2 separate regions of the Homo sapiens genome follow, and region 1 is linked to region 2. Evidence: chromatin loops called from intact Hi-C (ENCODE). Cell type or tissue: heart right ventricle. All regions are shown on one strand.

Evidence for each region. Hi-C counts contacts between places; a loop is a spot of excess contacts. Peaks named below come from ENCODE experiments on the same cell type or tissue, not always from the same donor. Only the 100,000 strongest peaks of a DNase experiment are listed, where the experiment ranks them.
Region 1: it touches region 2 in a loop (3-fold over the local background); 16 of 110 quality-filtered maps call a loop at or near these places.

What each region holds. Positions count from the first base shown.
Region 1 is chr9:112,083,374-112,091,373 of GRCh38, forward strand. All of the region lies in intron 10 of SUSD1 (sushi domain containing 1), which reads right to left. Among named protein-coding and RNA genes, the nearest start is that of LINC02977, 47 kb to the left of the region's middle. RefSeq lists an enhancer at 1,082-1,161. In heart right ventricle, a CTCF peak has its summit at 3,501 (motif pointing right); no DNase peak of the experiment used is centred here.
Region 2 is chr9:112,815,996-112,823,995 of GRCh38, forward strand. It overlaps SNX30 (sorting nexin family member 30), which reads left to right. Exons shown (of 9, transcript NM_001012994.2): 3 at 1,710-1,820. Among named protein-coding and RNA genes, the nearest start is that of SNX30, 69 kb to the left of the region's middle. RefSeq lists a silencer at 1,953-2,002 and an enhancer at 3,793-4,022. In heart right ventricle, a CTCF peak has its summit at 4,073 (motif pointing left); a DNase peak (open chromatin) is centred at 4,003; H3K27ac peaks cover 1,786 bases.

The DNA.
Region 1 (8,000 bases), 730 kb before region 2:
TGCACCACCACACCTGGCTAATTGTTGTATTTGTAGTAGAAACAGGGTTTCACCATGTTGGGCAGGCTGGTCTCGAACTCCTGACCTCAAGTGATCCGCCCACCTTGGCCTCCCAAAGTGCTGGAATTACAGGTGTGAGCCACCGCCCCCAGCCACCACAATTATTTTCTTATCTCACGGAACTAATTTATACTGATTGAAAAAGCTTTTACAGACCAACATAGATATTAAATTTTAATTGTATATTATAAGACAAAAATATAAGCAAAATTAATTGAGACATTCCTAAAATTTCTTCACGGTCAGAATATAACAAACACTTCTCAATCACTTCTCAATTAAGAGTTGTTGGTGTCTATATTTTTCCACATAATAACATCCTATGTGCTATCTATCCAGAGTTTGGTGAGGCAGTATTTCTTCAAAATGTGCTCTTTTTGTTTCCAGAACTTTCTCGCCATCCACTGACACCCATTCTGATGCTGAAAGTTGATCTTATACTTTGCCGTTCTGTTCCCATTGCGCTTTACATATTATAACACTATGTCTCAATGTCAAATCATAATGTAGCTTTTTGGAAAAAGTTTTAGTAGGCAATTGATCTCAAGAAATAAATGGCACCACTAGTGTCCGTAACTAAATAGAAGTGACAGCACTATGAGCAACTATGACCAATATGATGCATAGATGGACAATGACAATTATGTTCTTGGCAGCCACCTGACTGACTGTATAACAATTGTAGGATTTCATAGATACCAAAATGTGAAAAAAATATGCCTCTGAGAATCAATAAAACATAATATATACAAGCATATTAACAGTAGCATTGTCTGTAATGACAAAAACTTGAAAGGGAAAAAAAATACCCAAATAACCTTCTATAGATAATAAGTTAATAAATTAGTATACCTTTATGTGATAGAATACTGTGCTTCCCTCAAAGAGAATGAGATGACAATACATGAATTGGTATGGAAGTATGTCTACAGGATATTGTAAGGCCAAAAGTCAAAGAATAATATAAAAAAGCAAAATGAAGAATAATATATATATAATTATTTCATTTTTTAAAATTACACACACACATATGCTCAAGTAACCTAACAGTAGTGGTGAGTCTGCAGCTCCTTCTGCTCACAGGAAATGTCTCACTGGCTCAGTTCATTCAGTTCCACCCGGGTCAGGGAGTGACATTCTCACTCTAGGTTCGCTTCCCTCCATTCAAGTGGCTTTACAGTTTCAGCCACAGGCAGGTTGAACCCATGATGCATTCAATGAGGAGAAAAGGATCCCCAGTAGAGCTCATCCCAAGTCCCTTCCTAGTGCTCTCAGATCCTTTGCTATGAAAGATACGTGCGGTGGTCTCTCATACAAATCTTCCTTCTCTAATGCATTTTTAGTGGTTACTCTGTGTTCTCTCTCTTTTCTCCACCCGCTGGGCCAATGTGATCTAGAATCCTGAAGTTGAAAAACCAGAACTGCAAGAATGCCTCAAAAAAGAGAAAATTAAGCTCTTAATGAAACTTTGTTTCTGCTTCATTTGTATGGGCAAGCGACTCTTGGCAAAATCAATCACTATTTCCTCTCTGCTCCTGTGGTACCCTGCAAATACCTCAAATATGCTTCATATATTGTATTATTGATCTTTGTCTATCACCCCCGTTGAACTGATAGCTCCTTGAAGAGAGAGACATCTTCTTAATCTTTGCACTCTCAGTGTCTAGGGCAGTGATTTAAACAATCACAGCAGCTATGATTGTTCAAATGCAATCAGCAATAAGGGGAAAGCTAAGCAAATGGTATTGCATTGACCCAGTGGAATATAAGTACTCTGAGTAAGACATGCTTTCTGCCCATAACATGCATTTCACCTAGGAGAGAAGTTATGGCCTATGTAAGTACAGTTTTAAAAACAAGGGAGTATATAATAAATGTCAGAAAGTAAATGTAAGTAATAGTTAACATTTGATAGACATTCATCTTGTGTCAGGTATTGTGCTGTTTCTCCATGTGCTTTAATCCATTTGGTCTTCACAACAAGCCCACGATATGGATATTGTTATTCCCATGTTCACAGTTAAGGCAACTGGGACACATAGAGGTGAAATAACTTGTCCGAAGTTACAGAGATAGTAAGTGGCAGATCTGGGATTTGAATTTAGATCATCTGACTCCAGAGGAACTGTGCCAAACTACTACCTATACTTCCTGTTAAAATAGGTTACGGGAATTCAGAAAGAAAGATACTTATCAGCTTGAAAGGTGGGAAGTGGAAATCATGGAAGAAAGAAATCTATGAACTCAAGAAAAGGGAGTGGGCTCCAGGTAGAAGAAATGGCATGAACAAAGACACGGAGGTGGAAAAGTTAGCACGTAATATATTACCGATCAGAGTTCCAATCATCAAAGATAATGGTGGCCCCTTAAATATAACTCACTACGCATCCTCCAAAATATTCTTCAGATCAGCAAGAAGATCAAATAAAACAACATATGCAGTAAGCCGAGATTGCACCACTGCATTCCAGCCTGGGTGACAGAGTGAGACCCTGTCTCAAAAATAAAATAAAATAAAACAACATAAAACAGAAGCTGTCATCATAAAAGGAAAATAGAAAACATTACAAACTTTAAATTACTGTTAAGGCCGGGTACAGTAGCTCACACCTGTAATCCCAATACTTTGAGAGGCCGAGGTGGAAGGATTGCTTGAGCCCAGGAGTTTCAGACCAGCCTTGGCAACATAGCAAGACCCGCCCCTCTCACCACCATCTCTACAAAAAATAAAAAAGTTAGCTGAGCATGGTGGCGGGAGCCTGTAGTACCAGCTACTCGAAAAGCTGAGGTGGAAAGATTGCTTGAGCCCAGGAGGTCAAAGCTGCAGTGAGATGTGTCCTGCCAGGCTGGGTGACAGAGCGAGACCTTGCCTCAAAAAAAAAAAAAAAAAAATCTGTTAAATAGAAAAATAAATATGAAATTCCAGCAAAATTATCTCTCAATCTCCCACAAGTCCTTGTGAAGAGTGAGGGGTGATAGAAGGGATGTGTGAAATAGAAAAGAGGGAAGCAAGGTGGCCCAGAGTAAGCTAGGTTCACTCCCAGCAAGAGAAACTCCACTCTAACTATGAAAAAAAGAAAGAAAGAAAGAGAGAGAGAGAGAAAAAAAGAAAGAAAGAAAGAAAGAAAGAGAGAGAGAGAGAGAGAGAGAGATCTGGTGTATAGACAGAGCACTGACTACAAGGAAAGGATTAAAAGTCCATGAGTTGTCAGGTAGTGGTAAGAAAACGGCATTGCTTCTGGGAAAGAAAAGGATAAAAGGGAAGGAATGGGTGTCCTTTGGAGACTAAGCAGTGGTGGGCAACAGAAGCGAGAGGGAAATGCAAGATCCTACAAGGCAAAAGAGAACCTAAAATGAGAAGAATACATGATTCATGCCCAGTCTTATCAAAACAAACAAACAAACAAACAAAAAAAACCTTTAAAGAAACTGCATTTCACTCAGTGACAGAAGAGGGCACTCTTAACCTAGAAATCTTGTTAACCATCCTAAACCAGCAATTCTGTCCTGGGAATTAACAGACAAAAGCAGTTTGTATTTTATATATATATACATATATAAAATATACATATATAATATACATATAAAATAAAAACAATGCAGCTTGTAAAAAGCTCTACATTTTTTTAAACCCACAAACTGGGGTGGAGGGGGAGTCCTATACATTAATAAACTGAAATAAGTATCCTCAAGCATTTGGGGATATGAAGAAAACTCCTTGAGTCAGAAATTTTAAAACTTCTTTTTTTCTTTTTTGAGATGAAGTCTCTTTCTGCTGCCCAGGCTGGAGTGCAGTGGCACGATCTCTGCTCACTGCAGCCTCTGCTCACTGAACCCTGCTGGGTTCAAGTGACTCTTCTGCCTCAGCCTCCTGAGTAGCTGGAATTACAGGTGTGCACCACCAAGCCTGGCTAATTTTTGTATCTTTAGTAGAGACGGGGTTTCACCATGTTGGCCAGGCTGGTCTTAACTCTTGACCTCAAGTGATCCGCTCACCTCGGCCTCCCAAAGTGCTGGGATTACAGGTATGAGCCACTGAGCCAGGCCTAGGAAATTTAAAACTTAAAACATAAATGGACACAAAAAATAGGGAGGAAATGAAACAGGTGACTAAGTTCAGGAAAAAATAATGAAAATACAAAATCACATTAGAAATAATAAAGACTAAATTTCATGGTGCCTAAAGAAGGGTAGATTGAATAAAAGGCATTGAAGAAATATAGGAAAACAACTGAAAATAATAAAAATGAGATCAAAAAGAAGTTAAAAGGGTCAAAAATAAAGTGAATGAAGTGGAATATAGGCAAAGATCCAACACATGTATAATTAAATTATCTGAAGAAGATAAACAAGCATGAAACAGAATTAGTGTTTAAAACTACAATTCAAGATAACTTTACAAGAATAAAGAGACCTGAGTAGAAATACTAAAGGGATACACTGGGTACCTGTGAAATCTGACCCACAACAATCAACCCCAAAATGTATCCAAGTAAAACTATTAGATTTTAAAGATAAAGGAAGAAATCCTCAGGGTCTTCACTCAAAGAAATAAACATAACATCCAAGGGCAAAAGAATCAGGCTGCATCAGACTTCTCAAAAGCTACATAGAAAGCAAGGCAAGAAAAGAACTGAATCTTTTTAAGACACTCAAACCAAGAAAGTGTGAATTAAGATTTTTATATCTAGCCAAGCTACCTTTCAAATATCAAGGCTATACAGATACAATTCTAAATATCCAAGAACTCAAGGAATACTGTGCTCTTAAGGAATCTACTAGAAAATGAGCTTCATCCAAGAGATAAACTGAGGAAACTTCAGTAAAAGGATTGGTGATAAGCATTTGCTGTATTCAATTGTAGCTCTAAGACAAAAATAAAGATGGGGCGAGGCGGAAGAGTGATATATAAATGCTATATGTTTTCATAAAGTAGAAATAATGCAACTGAAAAACTGAGAGGAAAAGGGATGCAGAAAAAGGAAAATAGAATAAACTAGTTGATTCAATAGTTGAATGTCATAAAGGCAATAAATGAATTAAAGTATGCCATTAAAAACTGTCAAACCAGGCCAGGTGCAGTGGCTCAGACCTGTTAACTCCAGCACCTTGGGAGGCCAAGGTAGGAGGATCACTTAAGGCCAGGAGTTCAGGACTAGCCTGGGCAATATAGGGAGAACCTGTCTCCACTAAAATAGAAAATGAAAATAACAAAATTAGCCAAGCATGGTGGTTGTAGCCCCAGCTATTTGGGAGGCTGAGGTCGGAGGATCACTTGAGCCCAGGAGTTCAAGGCTGTTGTGAGCTATGATCATGCCACTGTACTTCAGCCTGGGAGTGAGACCACATCTCAAAAAACAAACAAACAAACAAACAAAAACTGACAAACCAGCTGAGTGTGGTGGTTCCCGCCTGTAATCCCAGCACTTTGGGAGGCCAAAGGTGGGAGGATCACTTGAGGTCAGGAGTTTGAGACCAGCATGGGCAACAAAGAGAGACCTTGTCTCTACAAAAAGTTTTAAAATTAGCTGAGCACAGTGGCTTATGCCTCTAGTCCCAGCTACTCAGGAGGCTGAGACAAAAGGATCACTTGAGTCTGGGAAGTTGTGGCTACAGTGAGCTATGATCAATCCACTGCACTCCAGTCTGGGCAACAGGGTGAGATCCTGTCTTAAAAACAAACAAATAAACAAACAAACAAAAAACCTGACAAACCAGATGGTGAAAAGTTAAATGAGAAAACAGAAGAGAGGGCGTTTTTTAAAGGTATAAAGGTAACCACTAGAAAAATGTAAACCTTCCTTTAAAAATTAATAAATAAAGCAAAGAAAATCCATCACACAGAGAAAGAAATGCAGAAAATATAACACAATACATATAGCAGTTGTAACATAAAATAATAGGATGGAGTTGAAACTATAAGAAAGTAAGCACTGCAATCTCTATATAAGACAAAGTAGAATTCAAATCAAAAAGCATTAAATATGACAAAGGACCACTTTTAATGCTAAAAGCCACAAGTCACAATGAAGATATAGTACAACCACCTTTGTAAAGCAAAAGAAAGTATAAGAAAGGATATAATAGTTATGAAAGCAGAAACTGGCCAGGTGCGGTGGCTCACACCTGTAATCCCAGCACTTTGGGAGGCCAAGGAGGGTGGATCACCTGAGGTCAGGAACAGCCTGACCAACATGGTGAAACCCTGTCTTTACTAAAAATACAAAAATTAGCTGGGCGTGGTGGTACATGCCTGTAGTCCCATCTACTCGGGAGGCTGAAGCAGGAGAATCGCTCGAACCCGGGAGGCGGAAGTTGCAGCGAGCTGAGATCGCGCCACTGCACTCCAGCCTGGGTGACAGAGCAAGATTCCATCTCAAAAAAAAAAAAAAAAAAAAAGAAAAGAAAAGAAAAGAAAGCAGAAATAATGATATAGAGCGAGAATCAAGAAGTTTTATCTATAAAGGGCCAGATAAGTAAATATTTTAGGCTTTCCAGGCTGACAGTTCTGTCACAACTATTCAACTCTGCCTTTGTTCCAGTAAAACTATTTATGAAAACAGGTGACAGGCCAGATTTGTTCTGCAGGTCATAGTTTGTTAATCCCTGATATTGTGAGACAGAAAAAAAATAGTAGATCCAATTAATAAACCAAAATCTTAGAAAAACTAATAAAATAAACAAACCACTTAGCTAATTTAATCTAGAAAAGGGGCAGAAAATAAAGATAAAGGGAGAAATGATCACTGAGACAGAAGAAAATTCAAAAAGTTAAACGAAACTACTTTGCAGATCAGTGTACAAATAAATTTTAAAACTTAGACGAAATAGGTAATTCCTTGCAAAATCTGGTTTGCCAAAATTGACTCCATTAGACAGAAAAAGCTTAAACCGACCAATTTCCATAGAAAAAAATTGAGAATGTCATCAAGGAATAACCCCATAGAAAAGCCCCATACCCAGATCATTTCATAGAATTTGATGGATTCTACCAAATCATCCAAAATCAGATAGTCCAAATGCTATGTGAATTGTCCCAGGGCATAAATAATGAAGGAAACTTTACAAATTATTTTTATGAAGAAAGGAAAATACCAATGCTTAAACCTGATAAAGAGTGTCAAAAAAAATAGAGAAAAGTATAGACCAACATTACTTATAAATATTGGTGCAAAAATACTAAAGAAAATATTAGTGAACAGAATCTAACGCCACATACGACAATACACAATGACCAAGTGGGATATATTACAGGAAGGGGTAGAAGTGCAAGAAAGAGAAAAATTTGAAATTATATCAAATTTAAAAATTATAAGTAAATAAAAGTTGTTAAAATATCTTGTAGTTAGCTTTCCTTTGCATGGCACTAAGGAATATTTTAGACTAAAAAGTATGTGACCCTTTCTCTGATTCTAGCCTAGGAGAGAACAGTTTTGGAGTCTGTGTCTATACGCATGATTAGAAAATGAAGGTACTAAAAAGAATGAGATGAATCTATTGCCTTCAGAGCCACTTAGAACCCATTTAGCTGAAGGCTCCAATTCTAAGCAACTTATTCATCTTTATGAGTAAAGGTAATGGATATGGTCCCACTGAGCTGGATCTACAAGGTCACTAACTTATCTGTTAAAAGAACAAACATCTACTCTCTCCATACTTGGCACATTCAGATGATTGTATATTCCATGTAAAATATATGCCAATTTCTGGCTTGACCAACTACAAGTATGGGTTTCTCAGGCTAATGGTTTGTAAGAAAAGAAGGTAGACTTCAGGCATAACTCTTCAACCACAGAATACTGTTATAATATTTATCACTCTGTGGAAAAATATCAGAAACAACATTAAATGATTTATGGTCTTAATTATCTTTTGTTTGGACTTTAATTCTGTGAACAGGAATCCATTATGGGGGAAGTTTTATAAAGTCCACATAGATC
Region 2 (8,000 bases):
CCACACCTGGCTAATTTAAAACTTTTTTTTGCAGAGATGGGGTCTCGCTATGTTGCCCAGGCTGGTCTCAAACTCTAGGGCTCAAGCTAATCCTTCCTTCTTGGCCTCTTAAAGGGCTGGGATTACAGGCATGAGCCACCACGCCCTGCCCTAACTCTCTTCTTACTGTTGAACCTAGGGCTCAAGGAGGCTTAGTGACATGTTAGGGATCTGGTAGGGATGCAAGAACTGCATAGGCGCAGAGTCCTTCCTACTCCGCCTGTGCGGGTGGTGTGGGGATGGGAGTATCAGGCCACTTGTTCCCAATATTTCTGTCATGCTGTGCTTGAAAATTTGTCAACAATGACTTGCTCTCTGGATTTAAGTGTTGTCTTTTTTCCTCTCTCTCCAGTCCTACAATGCTAGTTCCTTTGGGAAAATCATCTGATAAGTCACAAATACCTACATTGAGTGAATTTCCCCACATCTTCACCCTTGCAAACACAGAGGAAGGTCGTGTTTCATAGGCATATGCTGGTGTGTGGGACTTGAAGAGGGGAAACAATGCAGTTAGTTGGGGGTCAGTCCAAGAATGAGTCCTTGAACTTCACCATTTTGCTAAGACAGTGAACACAGGTTTTGGGGAGGATGAAATCATAATTTTTGATGCTAGAGCTGTTCACAGCTTTTTCTTTGATGAATGACTCTCGTTCATGTGCTTAAAGATTTTCTTGGTGCTGTGAATTAAAACAGACTTTTGGCTTGAAAGAGTAAATTTATGAGATGTAGCTTGACCCATTTTTATCTTGTACTTTAATTTCTGAGAACCATGACAGTCATATAGTGTGTATCCTCATAGGGAAAAATGGCTTATGTGAGACACGGTGTAATTTGTGCCAGTAAATGAGTAAAAATCTTGTTTTGGTAAAAATCAACTCAATTTTATTTAACATTGATTTTCATTATTAAAGTGCTGCAATCACATTTCAGAAAACTTTAAAAATTGAGAAAAAGGGATGAGATTATTAATATTTTTCTGCAATGCAATGGCATTTTTGTATTATTTCTAGATTTTTTCTTATCTGTCTAAAATATAACAGTTCCAGGGTTGTGGTTTGGCAGAATGTGGCAAATTAAGCAAAACCTTTTCTATTTTCATCTAATCTGCCCCCGAAATGAGCAGTGATCTATTATCTTTACTTTTTGTTTATTTCCTCTTTGGCAAAACTTGTCAGCATATTTAGCAGAAGGTGGAGACAATTTCTTTTCACAGATTTGGATTTAGTAGCAATATCCTAAGTGGATTTTTTCTGCTAAAAGAAATTGTTAGAGTTAAGCTTGGAGGAAATGAATCAAATGTTTCTAAACAATTCTGGGGGATAGTTGAATTCTATTTCCTGACGGTAGGGAAAAAAAAAAAAACTGGCTTTTTTTTTTTTTTTTTTTTTTTTTTTTTTGAGACGGAGTCTCGCTCTGTCACCCAGGCTGGAGTGCAGTGGTGCAATCTCGGAAAACTGGCATTTTTATTCCAGCTCGTTGAATTTTTAACTGGGCTAAGTGTCCCAGACTGGTCTATTCTGTGTTGGTAAACTCTGCCATTTGGCTGTTGTGTTTGGTGGAAGGAAAATATGATCTTGCCTAGTTTGGTTATTCTAAGAGCTTTTTTCCTTCCCTTCAGCCAAGATATGCTATTCCCTTATGCTTATTTTTTTCCATTCTCTTCTTTGCAGAGTACTCGGGTGGAGTTTGACCTGCCAGAATATTCTGTTCGTCGAAGATACCAGGATTTTGACTGGTTGAGGAGCAAACTGGAAGAATCCCAGCCCACTCATCTCATTCCCGTAGGTAGTAAGTCACTACAGCTTGTTTCTCACTTGTCCTGTGTTGTCTTTCCTGAAGGGGTTCACTCAACTCTCATCCCTTAAGTTATACAGACTCACCCAGCAAACATATATAAAACATGTTAACGGACACTGTATACAATACTTCACCTATTAGGTTTTAGTTTCTGATTTGGTATATAGAAAGCCAGTTTTGCGGCTGGCTGGGCTTTCTTTAGCCACAGCGGCAGAAATCTAGCACAGAATCCATTGCCACAGTTTTTCATTTAAAAAACAAGAAACCACCTAACACTGTTTATTGAAGCAACGTGACATTTATCTACTCCAGCGCTTCCATCTGCACAGTTTTTAAAAAACAGAACCAGAGCAAAAGAAATTTAAATCTTTTTTTTTTTTTTTTTTTTGAGACAGAGTCGCACTCTCTTGCCCAGGCAGGTGCGCAATGGCATGATCGCAGCTCACTGCAACCTCCGACTCCCAGGTTCAAGTGGATCACCTGCCCCTACCAGGTTCAAGTGGATCACCTGCCCCAGCCTTCTGGGTAGCTGGGATTACAGGCGTATGCCACCACGCCCAGCTAGTTTTTGTATTTTTAGTAGAGATGGGGTTTTGCCATATTGGCCAGGCTGGTCTCGAACTCCTGATCTCAGGTGATCCACCGACCTCAGCCTCCCAAAGTGCCGGGATTACGGGTGTGAGCCACCGTGCCTGGCCTCAACATTTATATTGAGTACTTTTCTGACTACTTTTGTTAAAAGTAGAAATAATAACGGTTTGGACACCAGATGTTTCTTTGGGCCTTGGGGGCTTTAGAGCAGTTTGAGTCATAAAACTCCTCAGAGGGGCTGATTTATCTTTCAGCAAAAACCTTTGTTGAATGATAACTTCCTAGGACTACCAACTTTCTGTTACTACCGCATCTCCCAGCCTTTTTCCCCCCATGGTTAGAAGAGGCTGTGTATGTTGTGAATGCACTGGCAGTTTTCTCAGTTTTCAGGGTGAAAAGAGCCACGTTGCCAGTACTGTGATAGGAACGATGGCTCTCACCTGGGACTCAGTTCTTTCTCAGGGTATCTCCTTTTTCCTCCACATACTTTTCTGTTCTCCGAGCCTGAAGTTTTGCTTTTTCTGTCTTCTAACCACTTAAAAACATGCCTGAAGAGGAAACAGTAGTTTTTAAACAGTTGGGAATATTCCTTAAAATAGAATCTTAAGGTGGCAAAATAGGCAGTTAGTGAATAATTTTTAAAAAATAAACTGCATTTTAGAACATTATCAGAATTACAGAATTATTGTGAAGGTAGTAGAGAGAATTCTCAAGCCTCACATCCGGTATTAACATTTTATATTAGTGTGGCACTTTTGTCAAAATGAACCAGTCATTATGAAATAAACACCATTATTAACTAAAAGTCTTTTATTCCAAGTTCCTTTTTATTTTTCTTTCTTTCTTTTTTTTTTTTTTTTTTGAGATGAAGTTTACCTCTGTCACCCAGGCTGGAGTGCAGTGGCATGATCTTGGCTCACTGCAACCTCTGCCCCCGGAGTTCAAGCGATTCTTCTGCCTCAGCCTCCTGAGTAGCTGGGATTACAGGTGCACACCACCATGCCCAGCTAATTTTTGTATTTTTAGTGGAGATGAGATTTCAGCATGTTGGCCAGGCTGGTCTCAAACTCTTGATCTCAGGTAATCCTCCCACCTCGGCCTCCCAAAGTGCTGGGATTACAGGTGTGAGCCACCACGCCCGGCCCAAGTTCCTTTTTTCTGTTCCAGGATCCTACCCAGGATCCCACATTTTATTTAGCAGTCATGTCTCCTTAGGCTCTTCTTGGTTGTAACAGTTTGTCAGGCTTTCCCTTTTTTGGATGACCATGACTGTTTTGAGGAGTACTAGTCAGGAATTTTGTAGACTTGTCCCTCAGTTGACATTTGTCTGACGGCTTTCCCAATCGGGGTAATGTGTTTGGGGAGGAAACCACAGAGGCAAGCTGCCACCCTCATCACCTATCCAGGGCACGTGCTGTCAACAGTGTGCCTCACCATTGATGTGAACCTCCATCGCCTGACTTGAGGTAGTGCTGGTCAGCTTTCTTCACTGTACAATTACTCTTTCTCCCAGCCTTTTTGTACTGTACTCTTTGGAAGAAAGTCACTGTTTATTTATAGCCCACACCATGCATCAGGGAGCTGCCCTCCTGGCAGCTGGTGCCTGTGAGGTTGATACTGGAAGCGCAAAGGTAAGACAGTGACACCTGCTGGTTGAAACATAGTGTCTACTCTTCCATAGACACTAGAAGAGAATGGAAGAATTTCCGGAATGCCCAAAGTGGATCCAGAATATCTTTAAGTGTGGTTTCTGATGGTCTGGATAGAAGCAGTTGGTAGGAAGCTACTTTAGAAACAAGCAGAAACTTAATTTTTTTTCATAAATTCTTGGTACTTGCATATCTGGAGTGGAGATTTAATATGGGAGAGCCTCTCTGATTTAAGTATGAAAGTCAAACCAGCAACCAACCCCCCTCATCCGCTACAAAAAAATTTTATAGTAGCTTTGCTAGGAGGTGTCTGTCTGTTATTTAAGTGTCATCTTTGGGAGGAAGAGAGGATGGGATGAGAAGGTTATAAGGAAGACAAAGGACCCCTGCCTTGGGGAACTTATTATCAGTTGGAGACCCAGCAAACATGCAGAAATGTTCATTTCCCTTTTTAAGAAAGGATTTATTGAGATTATATAACATATAATTCACCCATTTAAAATGTACAATTCAAAGGCTTTTAGTATATTCATAAAATTGGACAACCATCAGCATTATCCATTTTCAAATCTTTTTATCACCCCAAAAAGAAACCTCACATCCCTTAGCTGTCACTTACAAACACTGTATATCTCCCAGCCCCTGGCAACCACTCATGTACTTTCTACAGATTTGCCTATTCTGGACATTTCATGTAAGTGAAATGATACACAACGTGATTTTTTTTGTTACTGGGTTTTTTCACTTAGCATATTTTCAAGGTTCATCCATGTTGTAGCATATATTAATATTTAATTCCTTTTTATTGCCATATAATATTCTAGTTTATGGATAATACCACATTTTGTCTATTCACCCTTGATGGACGTTTTGGTTGTTTCACCTTTTGGCTATTATGAGTAATGCTGCTGTGAGCGTTCATGTACAAGTTTTTCTGTGGACATGTTCCCATTTTGGGGGGGGTGTATTCTTAGGAATGTAATTGTTGAATCATACATAACTCTATAATTGGCCTTTTGAGGAACTGCCAGACTGTTTTCAAAAGTGATGACAGCAACTTACATTTCCACACGCGATGTATAGGAGTTTCTCCACATCTCCATCAATGCTGTTACTGTCTGTCTTTTGGATTGTAGCCATTCTACTGGATGTGCAGTGCTATCTCATTGTGATTTTAATTTGTATTTCCCTAATGATGTTGAGCATCTTTTCATGTGCTTTTGGGCATTTGCATATCTTCCTTGGAGAAATATCAATTAAGATCCATTGCCCATTTAAAAATTGGGGTGCCTTTTCATCCTTAAATTTTCATAGTTCTTTTTTCAAATTTTATATATATGTGTGTATATATATATGTGTGTTTGTATATATGTGTATATATGTGTGTGTGTATATGTGTGTATATATATGTGTGTGTATATAATTTTTTTTTTGAGGCGGAGTCTCGCCCTGTCACCCAGGCTGGAGTGCAGTGGTGTGATCTCGGCTCACTGCAAGCTCCGTCTCCCGGGTTCACGTCATTCTCCTGCCTCAGCCTCCCTAGTACCTGGGACTACAGGCGCCCGCCACCATGCCTGGCTAATTTTTTGTATTTTTAGTAGAAACAGGGTTTCACCATGTTAGCCAGGATGGTCTCCATCTCCTGACCTCGTGTTCCGCCTGACTTGGCTTCCCAAAGTGCTGGGATTACAGGCTTGAGCCACTGCGCCCAGCCCCATTATATGTATAAAATTTTAAGAGGCAGGAATGTTGTTTTGTCACCCAGGCTGGAGTGCAGTGGTATGATCACAGCTCACTGCAGCCTCGACCTCCCAGGATCAAGCGATTCTCCCACCTCAACCTCCTCAGGTATGTGTCACCATGCCTGGCTGGTTTTTAATTTTTTTTTGTAGAGACAAGGTGTCACTGTGTTGCCCAGGCTGGTCTTGAACTCTTGGGCTCAAGTGATCTTCCCACCTCAGCCTCTCGAATAGCTGGGACTACAGGCACCCTATGCCATCATGCCTGGCTAATTCTTTTTTTGGTAGAGACAGAGTCTTGCTATGTTGCCCAGGCTGGTCTCAAACTCCTGGCCTCAAGGGATCCTCCTGCCTTTGCCTTCTAAAGTGCTGGGATTACAGGCATGAGCCACCGCGCCTGGCCAAGAGTAACCATATGTTCTTAAAATGCCTTCTTGGAACCAGAAGTATGCTGGTTGTATATGTTTGTCATCTCATAACAGCAGTTCACTGTGTTTTTCTTCATTATGTAATAGTTGGAGCTGCCAGAAAGTCTTCATTATGACTTTTTCCCTCTGTTTTTTTTAAAGCTTTTTTGAGATATAATGGATATACAGAATAGCCTTGCACATATTTAATGCATACGATTCGATAGGCTTGTATGTACCCCTGATACCATCACCACAATCAAGGTAATAAACAGATCCATCACCTTCACAAGTTTTCTTTTGTCCCTTTGCTGTTTTGTTTTGTTTTTTTTTTTTGTAAGAACCTGTAACATAAGATGTACATAATGTGTAACATGAACATGTAACATAAGATCTCTCGTCTTATCACATTTTACAGCATGCAACACCATACAGTCATTCCCCCTTATTTGTGGTTTTGCTTTCCATGGTTTCAGTTACCTGTAGACCAAAAATATGACATGGAAAATTCCAAAAATAAACAGTTCATAAGTTTTACATTGTTTGCTGTTCTGAATAGTGTGATGAAATCTCATGCAGTCCCGCCTAGGACATAAATTATCTTTGTCCGGTGTATCCACGCTGTAGACATTGCCCACCTGTGAGTCCTTTAGTAGCCCTCTTGGTTATCAGGCTGGAGATCACAAGAAGAAGAATGAATACAGTACCATAAGATGTTTTGAGAGAGAAAGAGAAAGGCCAAATCCCCATAACACTTATTACAGAATATTGTTATAATTGTTCTGTTTTATTATTGTGAATCTCTTACTCTGCCTGATTTGCAAACTAAATTTTACTATAGGTATGTATAGGAAAAAACATATACATATATAGGTATGTATATACAGGTGGGAAGTTCACTTGAGCCCAAGAGTTCAAGACCAGCCTGGGCAACACAGTGACACCTTGTTTCTAAATTTTATTATAGGTGTGTATATATAGGAAAAACATAGTATATACAGGGTTCAATACCATCCATGGCTTCAGCATCTGCTGGGGGTCTTGGAATGTATCCCCCTAGGATAAGGGAGGATGACTGTATTGTTAACTATAGGTACCACTTTGTACAGCAGATATCTGGAACAACTTATTTATGTTTTATAACACTAGCTTTATATCCATTGAACAACTCCCCATTTCCCACTCTCCGTACCCCTGGCAACCACCATTCTATTTTCTGCTTCGGTATTTGTTCAGTGGGTTTGACACTTCTGCATTTCCTGGAGCACTAGTTACACAGCAGAGCAATTTCATGATTAGATGGGTGCCCGTATTAGATTTGGAAGATGAAGCAGATACATTGAATAAACACTTGAGTGTTTAATTTTCACTTGGAAATTTAATGTTTACCTCAGTTTTAAGGAAGAAAGCTTTCTGGAAGGATACATTTGTATTATGTCCAAGTTTTCTTTTGAGTAGTAGTAAACTCAGAGGAATTAATGAGAATAAATTTGTAATGCAACAATTTTTTTTTTAATATGAAATAATAAAAACTCCATTTTCTAGTTGGGTTCTTCTTTTTTCTACTGTTAAAAATATACCTGCGTTTAGCTTATTCAATGGATAAGTTAATAAGTATTGAAACATTGGTTCAACTTCCTAATGCTTTGCATTAAACTGGGCTTGGTGATTATTGTTTTTAATCTCTGCACTTGGTGACAAGCTTTTAATCTCTATGCTCCTTTATTTATTTGGTAGTAATTTTTGCTTAGAAGCAGTATTTTCTATTAGTTCGACAA